2 separate regions of the Homo sapiens genome follow, and region 2 is linked to region 1. The links are chromatin contacts, found by Hi-C or POLR2A ChIA-PET in ENCODE. All regions are on one chromosome and are shown on one strand. Each heading gives the region's core, a stretch centred on a gene start or an enhancer-like site at or near the end of the contact. The rest is flanking DNA. Distances are from core to core; before and after follow the strand shown. Region 1 overlaps MYOCD (myocardin). Region 2 overlaps MYOCD (myocardin).

What was found. A loop is a pair of places that touch in the nucleus more often than their neighbours do. ChIA-PET counts read pairs that join two places held with the same protein, here RNA polymerase II (POLR2A). Pooled maps may share reads with other maps.
Region 2: a map of ascending aorta shows a loop between it and region 1 (7-fold over the local background). The contact joins two enhancer-like sites. A Hi-C loop is called at or near these places in 18 of 168 maps with a recorded cell type or tissue (Right ventricle myocardium inferior, Right ventricle myocardium superior, aorta and 9 more) and 14 of 50 pooled maps. POLR2A ChIA-PET finds 5 or more read pairs at or near these places in 4 of 52 experiments (BJ, H1, OCI-LY7 and 1 more).

What each region holds. Positions count from the first base shown.
Region 1 is chr17:12,689,304-12,693,282 of GRCh38, reverse strand. All of the region lies in intron 1 of MYOCD (myocardin), which reads right to left. The region is part of intron 2 of MYOCD-AS1 (MYOCD antisense RNA 1); the gene reads left to right. Among named protein-coding and RNA genes, the nearest start is that of MYOCD-AS1, 15 kb to the left of the region's middle. RefSeq lists an enhancer at 1,657-1,826. Within about 2 kb of position 1,893, at least 3 of the 41 ENCODE cell types and tissues checked have a DNase peak (open chromatin) inside an H3K27ac peak, as active enhancers do; they include ascending aorta and tibial artery, where a contact is called at or near this core.
Region 2 is chr17:12,729,770-12,733,346 of GRCh38, reverse strand. All of the region lies in intron 5 of MYOCD (myocardin), which reads right to left. Among named protein-coding and RNA genes, the nearest start is that of MYOCD-AS1, 25 kb to the right of the region's middle. Within about 2 kb of position 2,011, at least 13 of the 41 ENCODE cell types and tissues checked have a DNase peak (open chromatin) inside an H3K27ac peak, as active enhancers do; they include ascending aorta and tibial artery, where a contact is called at or near this core.

The DNA.
Region 1 (3,979 bases), core at 644-3,143:
TCCCACGACAGCTCCACCCTGGATTTTTCTCCAAAATGAACTTCAGGAACAAGTAGCAAGTTCTACCACCACCCTACGCATGTACCTTCCTAAAGAAGGGAAAATATGTTCCCTTAATATTCTATAATCATAGAATAGGTGTGAAGCCTATTGAGTCAGAGAAGCAGCCCACTGTTTAATAATTATTTAAAAATGCATAGAAACTTGTGGGTCAAGTATAGTGGAGAACCAGGACTAGATTCCACGCTTGTAGCTCGGGGCTGGAACTAGGTTCCAACTCAAGAATGGGAGCTATACTATCTCTGCACAACACGGGAGCTGCGACCAGAGAGTGCAGAGTTTAGAAAGTGATAAACTCACTAATGCCTTCCCAATAATCCTGTGAAGTTGTTAACTATTATTTGTTGTTAATATTAAGGTTATTGCTATGTACAGATAGGTGGGCCAGGGCTCTTGGAAATTGAGGGTTAGGAAGCTTGGCAGAGTTCACTCACCTGTGCCTGGGAGAGAAAGCAGAGGCACTCAGAAGAGGGAGAACCAGGTGCGGCTGTATAGGTCTCCTTAGAGTTTCAGGTTGAAGAGGAGGGAAATATCAGGATTGAAGGACATTGTGACATTTTGCTTATTACTTAGACAGTCACCTCTGCCACATGCCCGCTGCTGGTGGGCAGGCCTTTCTTGATGTCAAAGAGAAGCAACAGGATGGGGCAAGGACATTGGGAACGGAAAACATAGATTTAACTTTGAGTCTGCCAAGCGTCATAATCCTCAATGTCCAAGAGCCCCAGCCTTCTGTATAGATAGCATCTGTATATAGCTGTAATCTCAATATTAACAACAAATAATAGTTAACAACTTCAGGATTATTGGGACGGCATTAATGAGCTTACCACTTTCTAAACTCTACAAGGTTATCAAAGACCTTTATGCATTGTATCGATAATGGCTGCTTCACAAGAAAGCCCACCTATTTTCTGGATGGCAGAATCTAAAGAAGAAAAGGGAGCTTTAGGTTGCGATGCGAATGCAAGCATATACCTTTTAAAAAGTCATTACTGCCTGAAACATTGGCTGTGCCCAGGAGTGATGGTCCCTTAGAAGAGGTTATGCCATTTACATGAAGGGAAAACTGAAGGCACAGGAGTAACACATCACATCGAGTGAGATGGAAAAGGCACAAAATGAGGTGAATAGAAGAAGCTGAGTCATTAATTCACTACAGGTCAGTTCTTTCCTATTCCTTTCTTTTATTCCTTTTCCCTCTCTCTCTCATGCTGATAATTCCTAGTAAGAAAGTTGAAAGGGGCTGATTATTAACAGAATTGAAAAGTGCCAGTCTTGGGGACTGAAGTGTTTTACATAAATCATCTATTGAAATCTCCCAATAGTCCTTGAGGAGTGTGTATTATTATCCCCTGGTCATAGCTCCTAAGATATAAAAGCTCATCCAAGGCCATAGAGTTATAAACTTAGGCAGGCAAATTTCCAACCATGATTTTGGACTCTAAACTTTTATCTCATGAGTGTAAGTTCCAAATGGAACTATTAATATTTGGATGAGAAAACAGTAACTTTAGTCATATTATACCTTGTGTTTTAATGTATTTCTTCCATTTGGTGCGAGGGTGAAGGGCATGTCTTTTTAAATGAAGAATCAGAAGCCATTAGAACATGAGGCACGTTTCATGCTACCTGCCCCCTAGTAACTCAACATAAGGGATGCTCAGCTCAGAATCACTGTCCATAGTGTCTCCATGGCAACAGTCAGGTAGGGTACCGTTTTCTTTCTGAAGCCAACAGGCAGCTGGGTGACTGTTCCGACCAACACAGGTGATGGCCCCGACCAAGTCTCCAATTAGAATGAGGCTCCTGAATGATCCCAGACTCTGATGGCATCACATGGAGACGTTGCCATGGTTTTGATGACAAGTATTGCTTTTCTGAGGATTGCAAAACACTTTATGTTCCAACCCCATGCTCGCTCATTCTTCACAGAGTGGAAAATGTGTCTCCTTGGCTGAAATGTTCCTCTTGAGTCCAGCCCAAAGATGACATTTTTAGGAAAGTTTGAGAAGAATCCTGTGGCTGTTACTGAGTCACGATAGAGTAGAAATGGATCTTTTCTATTTAAAGAGTTTTGAGCTACTGTTTGAAAATGTGACATTGCTAGGGAACGGTGAAAATGGAAAACTTTCCATTCGCTATCAACAAAGAAAGGTCATTACCGAATGTGCAACAATAGAGCTAAGAACTTCTGCCACCTGTCTACAAAGGGATTAGGAAGTTGTTGGGAGTTAAATTTAAGAATATTAGTGAATATGCTTGGGGCTTTAAAAAGGGATTGCTCATCTGGAATTATACACACGTAATTCTAGTTCCCATTCTGCTACTAAATAGCTATTGCTTTTGACAGCTCCCAGAGCCTTGCTGGATCTCAGTCTCAATATTAATTGAAGAAAGAGTTTACATTAGATTTGATCAGGATTTCCCCAATTTACCTGATATAAAAACCACCTAGGGGGGCTTGATAAACACAAATTTCCCTCGTCCCCTTCCTGGAGACTATAGTCTAGTATGTCCGAGGTAGACTGGGAATACATTTTCACAAACATTCCAGGAAATTCTGAGAAAAGAAGTATGTTTGAGAAATCGAAATAAGCAAATATGCTACATGCAAAAATGAGACCATTTTTTATACTATTTTGTGCCTTGCTTTTCCATTTTTTTCAATATGTTCTTACTTTTTATGTGGGTTTGTATATATGAACTCTCATTCTCTATGGCCACATAATATTTCATTATGCTTCAATATCTATTTAATCCCTTTTTCCTGTAAACTTAATTTTCTTTCCTTCATTAAAGATGAGCCATTTTGTACTCTTACCAGGACTATGGGAGTGTCTTAACTTCACTACGACCTTATTAACAATGGATGATGCTACTGAAGAAGAAGAAAAAAGCTTTGCTAATTTGATAAGTAACAATGGTATCTCATTATATTTTTTAATGAGTCAAACATGTTTTCTTAGATTTTTTTACTATTAGTATCTTTTCTTTTGCAAACTGTCTGATAACATTCTTTGACAGATTTTCCACTGGGATTTTTTTTTCCTTATAGACTTAGGAGATCTATTTATATTTGAAGTACATTAAACATAGTCAGTCATCTATGTTGTGAATTTCCATTGGTTTTTTTAGTTTGCCTTTCAATCTTGTGATGATTTTTGGCATTTAACATCTCTATATGCAATCCCTTAGAATATTCTTTTATGATTTCTATCTTTGATGTATACTTAGACCTTCTCCATCTCCAGATTATGTATCACTGAAATGTCCTTATATATTTATGTTTTGGTTTTTACATTTGCATTTAACTTTTCAGTGCATCTGGAATTAATTTTAGTGTATAGTGTTACAAAAGGCTCTAATTATTTTTTTCAAAAAAACTTTTTGAGACTGAGTCTCGCTCTGTCACCCAGGCTGGAGTGCAGTGGTGTGATCTCGGCCCACTGCAACCTTTGCCTCCCAGGTTCAAGCGATTCTCCTGCCTCAGCCTCCTGAGTAGCTGGGATTACAGTTGCCTGCCATCATGCCCAGCTAATTTTTGTATTTTAGTAGAGACGGGGTTTCACCATGTTGGCCAGGCTGGTCTTGACCTTCTGACCTCAAGTGATCCGCCTGCCTTGGCCTCCCAAAGTGCTGGGATTACAGGTGTGACCCACTGTGCCTGGCCTCAAATTGTTAATTAGTTGTTCTAATATCATTCATTTCTATATCAAATGGATTTTAGATATATTGTTTGTCATATAATATATGCTTACATAACATCAAATCTGTCTCTACTTTTTCTTTACATCCTGACCTAAATATTTTGTTTTGTTTGGTGTCAGACTAGGTTTATATCTGACAAAATATATACTTTATAGGGTGTGGGAGTCTAAGTCCCCAAATCAAGGCTTCAGGATTCTTTCCAAGAAGT
Region 2 (3,577 bases), core at 762-3,261, 40 kb before region 1:
ACCAACATCTCTACTATTTGGTTGTTTTTTTTTTTTTGAGATGGAGTCTTGCTCTGTTGCCCAGGCTGGAGTGCAGTGGCACAATCTCGACTCACTGCAACCTCCACCTCCCGGGTTCAAGTAATTCTCCTGTCTCAACCTCCCAAGTAGCTGGTCCTACAGGCACCTGCCACCACATCTGGCTAATTTTTTGTATTTTTAGTAGAGACAGGGTTTCACTGTGTTAGCCAGGATGGTTTCGATCTCCTGACCTCGTGATCCACCTGCTGTAGCCTCCCAAAGTGCTGGGATTATAGGCGTGAGCCACCGCGCCCAGCCTACTTCGTATACATAGGTCATATGCTAAGGCTGTCTCCAGAATTCCACAAAATAGCTGAATTTTTGAGATCTGAGGGACTGACTGTGACATCTTGCTTTTGAGGAACAAAGAAGGCAGGAGATTCTGGGAAGGGAGAGTCCCGATGAATTTAATTCGGACTTGCCTCAGTAAAGGGGTGGAAAGATTGTTGCAGCCCTGAAGTTACTACCAGTGAATCAGCCCTTTCCACTCTGACACCTGGCATTTGGTGACCCCAGGTCGAAGCACAAGAATGATGTCGAAAAGTCTAGAAGTTGAGTATCTGGAATAAAGGTGTAGGTAATCAATCCCCCTTTCCCCAGGGCTGGACGGAGCATTCCTAAATTGTTGCGTTTAACTCCAGCCTTCCCATTTTAAGAGGAGCAGAGACAAGCTGAGGTGTGATCAGATAAGATATGGCTAAGAGAAGAGACAGAAAACCATGAGAAAGGAGATCCTTGTATCTGGATGGGACACAATCAGAGAATCTGTCACGGGCCAGACTGCCTGGTGAGTGCTGGTGGTGGTTACAGAGAGGAGACAGCGATGCGAAGTTGTCCAAGAAGCCTCCCGGAGGAGGTGGGATTGAATGGAGCCTGAAGTGACTGTCAGCGGTGGACAGGACAGCAGAAAGGGAGAGGGGCGCGTCTGACAATGAAAGGATGGGGCGTGTGGACGAGAAATGATAGAGTGGCCATTAGCATGCTTGGGTTGGGGAGGATGACAAAGAAGTGCTTTCAGCCAGGGGAGAGGGCTATTTTAGGAGCCAACCCCTGGAGAGACATTGCTTGTAGGAGTCTCCCTTGCTTAAGTCAATGAAATGAGGAAACCATGAGTGCATGGAACTACATCCCGCGTACGGGTTTACACCTGCGTAAACAACCAGGATGAGTGCCAAGGCCCCAAATATGACTCCTCTCCGGTATCTAAAAAGCACAATGTGCCAAGTTAGAACATACTGACAGCTGCACTGAGGACCACTGGTCGCTGTCCAGGCCACAAGATCTCACCATGGGGGCCCCTGTCAATCACCACTCTTTCAGGGCTACAAGTGACTGGTTTAGATTTGCCACTGCCAGGGCAGAAGATGAGGGAAAGGGCAGGGAGCCCAGACACAGCTATAGACTTAGCTCGTCGCTGTTGATGGGAAAAACCTTAACAGTGGAGGGGCTCCTGTAAGTACATAGCAGTGGCTTCCTTTTGGCATGAACACCTCCTGTGGTGTTCGGTGTGGCCCACAAGGCCCTGGGTTCTGGAGTCAGACGCATTTGAGTTTGCTTTTTGGTTCTACCAGTTCAGGGATAGCGTGACAGTTGGCAAGTTATTTGACCTCTCTGAGCCTCAGTTTCCCCATCTATAAAATGGGAATCATCATCATAATAGCTAGCTTTCAGGGTTTCGAGGATTAGGTAATAACATATGGAAAGCACTGGGCCCAGTTCCTGACGTGTAAGTGATTAATAATTTCTTGCTGTTATTGTTGCTATTGTTGCTATTGTTTTTGGTAGGAGCATCTGTTTGTCTCAAGTTTAACATCATCAAAAATAAACAGACCACCCGGGAGGCAGTTTATCCTCTGGTCAGCTTTGCAAAGGTCAGCACAACTCCAGAACCAGAAAAACTGGTTGGTCCTGAGAGGTTCCTTCTGGGAAAGCAAAGGCGGCCCTTCCTCAGAGTAGGAGGAGTGTGGGTGGAAAGGCTGGCATGCCACTCCCTCTCCTTCCTGGTTCAAGCCAAGCCCATGCAGAGAGGGACAAAGGTCACCTTATCTGACTGCCTCTGGAATGACCAAGTCTCCTGGCTCCGTGGTGTGACCCTGGGCCTCCGCTCCAATCTTCCCCAGCATGAGGCTGGCTGGGAGCTGATGGAGAGCGGTGTGCTGGCTATTGTCCCTGCAGACGCGTCGGGGCTGTGATGACAAGGACCTGCTTTGGGAAGCCCTGACATCATCCTCTGGCTATGCTCGCAGGACTGGCTCTGGGCACTGGCCCCTTGGGGATCTTGGGCTGGTGACTCGGAGCCTCTCCTCTCCCTCTTGGAAGTGATCAGATGAATGAGTCAGCTGTACTTTCTTTGCATAAACATTTAAAATGCCAAGATTAAAGCAAGATAATTGGAATCCTAGTTACCTTTCTGTGAAGACCCACACCAAGGGCAGGAAACCATGAAGTAGAATATGAAAATGCGCCTCCTTCCTTATCAACCTGTGAGCTGGCCCGGTCCACTGCAATAGAAGCTATTTTAAATCATGGACAGACTACCTCCTGACATCCTGGAAGAGACTGAAGCAAAATTTGTGTCCTAAGGGAGAAAGTCGTACACAGAAAGGTAGCTATAGTTTCAGTGTAGCTGTTGCCTAAAGACATTTGCATAGATTTAGCATGTCATAGTCTACAGACTGATTGGACTATCTAACCAAAGTCAGAACTCACTGCTCTGGAAAGCGATCAGATGCTTTTATTATGGAAATGGCATAATAGGTAGATGTTGGAATGACTAATTTTTTTTACTCAGATCCCTGGCACTTTAGAAATTTGCCTTATGTCTTTTTTTTTTTTTTTTTGAGATGGAGTTTCGCTCATCGCCCAAGCTGGAGTGCAGTGACGCGATCTTGGCTCACTGCAACTTCCACCTCCCAGGTTCAAGCGATTCTCCTGCCTCAGCCTCCCAAGTAGCTGGGATTACAGATGCCTGTCACCATGCCCAGCTAATTTTGTATTTTTAGTAGAGATGGGGTTTCTCCACGTTGGTCAGGTTGGTCTCGAACTTCTGATCCCAGGTGATCCACCACCGCTCAGCCTCCCAAAGTGCTGGGATTGCAGGCATGAGCCACCACGCCTGGCCTTTTTTTTCCTTTTTTTGAGAGATAGGGTCTCACTCTGTCACCCAGGCTGGTGTGCAGTGGTTTGATCATAGCTTACTGCAGCCTCAAACTCCTGGGTTCAAGTGATCCTCCTGCCTCAGCCTCCCGAGTAACTAGGACTACAGGCATGCACCAGTATGCCTGGCTAATTTTAAATTTTTTTGTAAAGATGAGGTGTCACTATGCTGCCCAGGATGATCTTCATGTCTTTTGATACACCTGATCCTAGGGCCACACAAGTCAGGAAAAGCAGTTAACCTGTGTAAATACCTGCCCTGCGTTGCTCTTGAGGTGAATCCTCTAGGGATGAAAAATAACATTAGGCAAGGCGGGCAGATCACGAGGTCAGGAGTTCGAGATCAGCCTTGCCAACATGG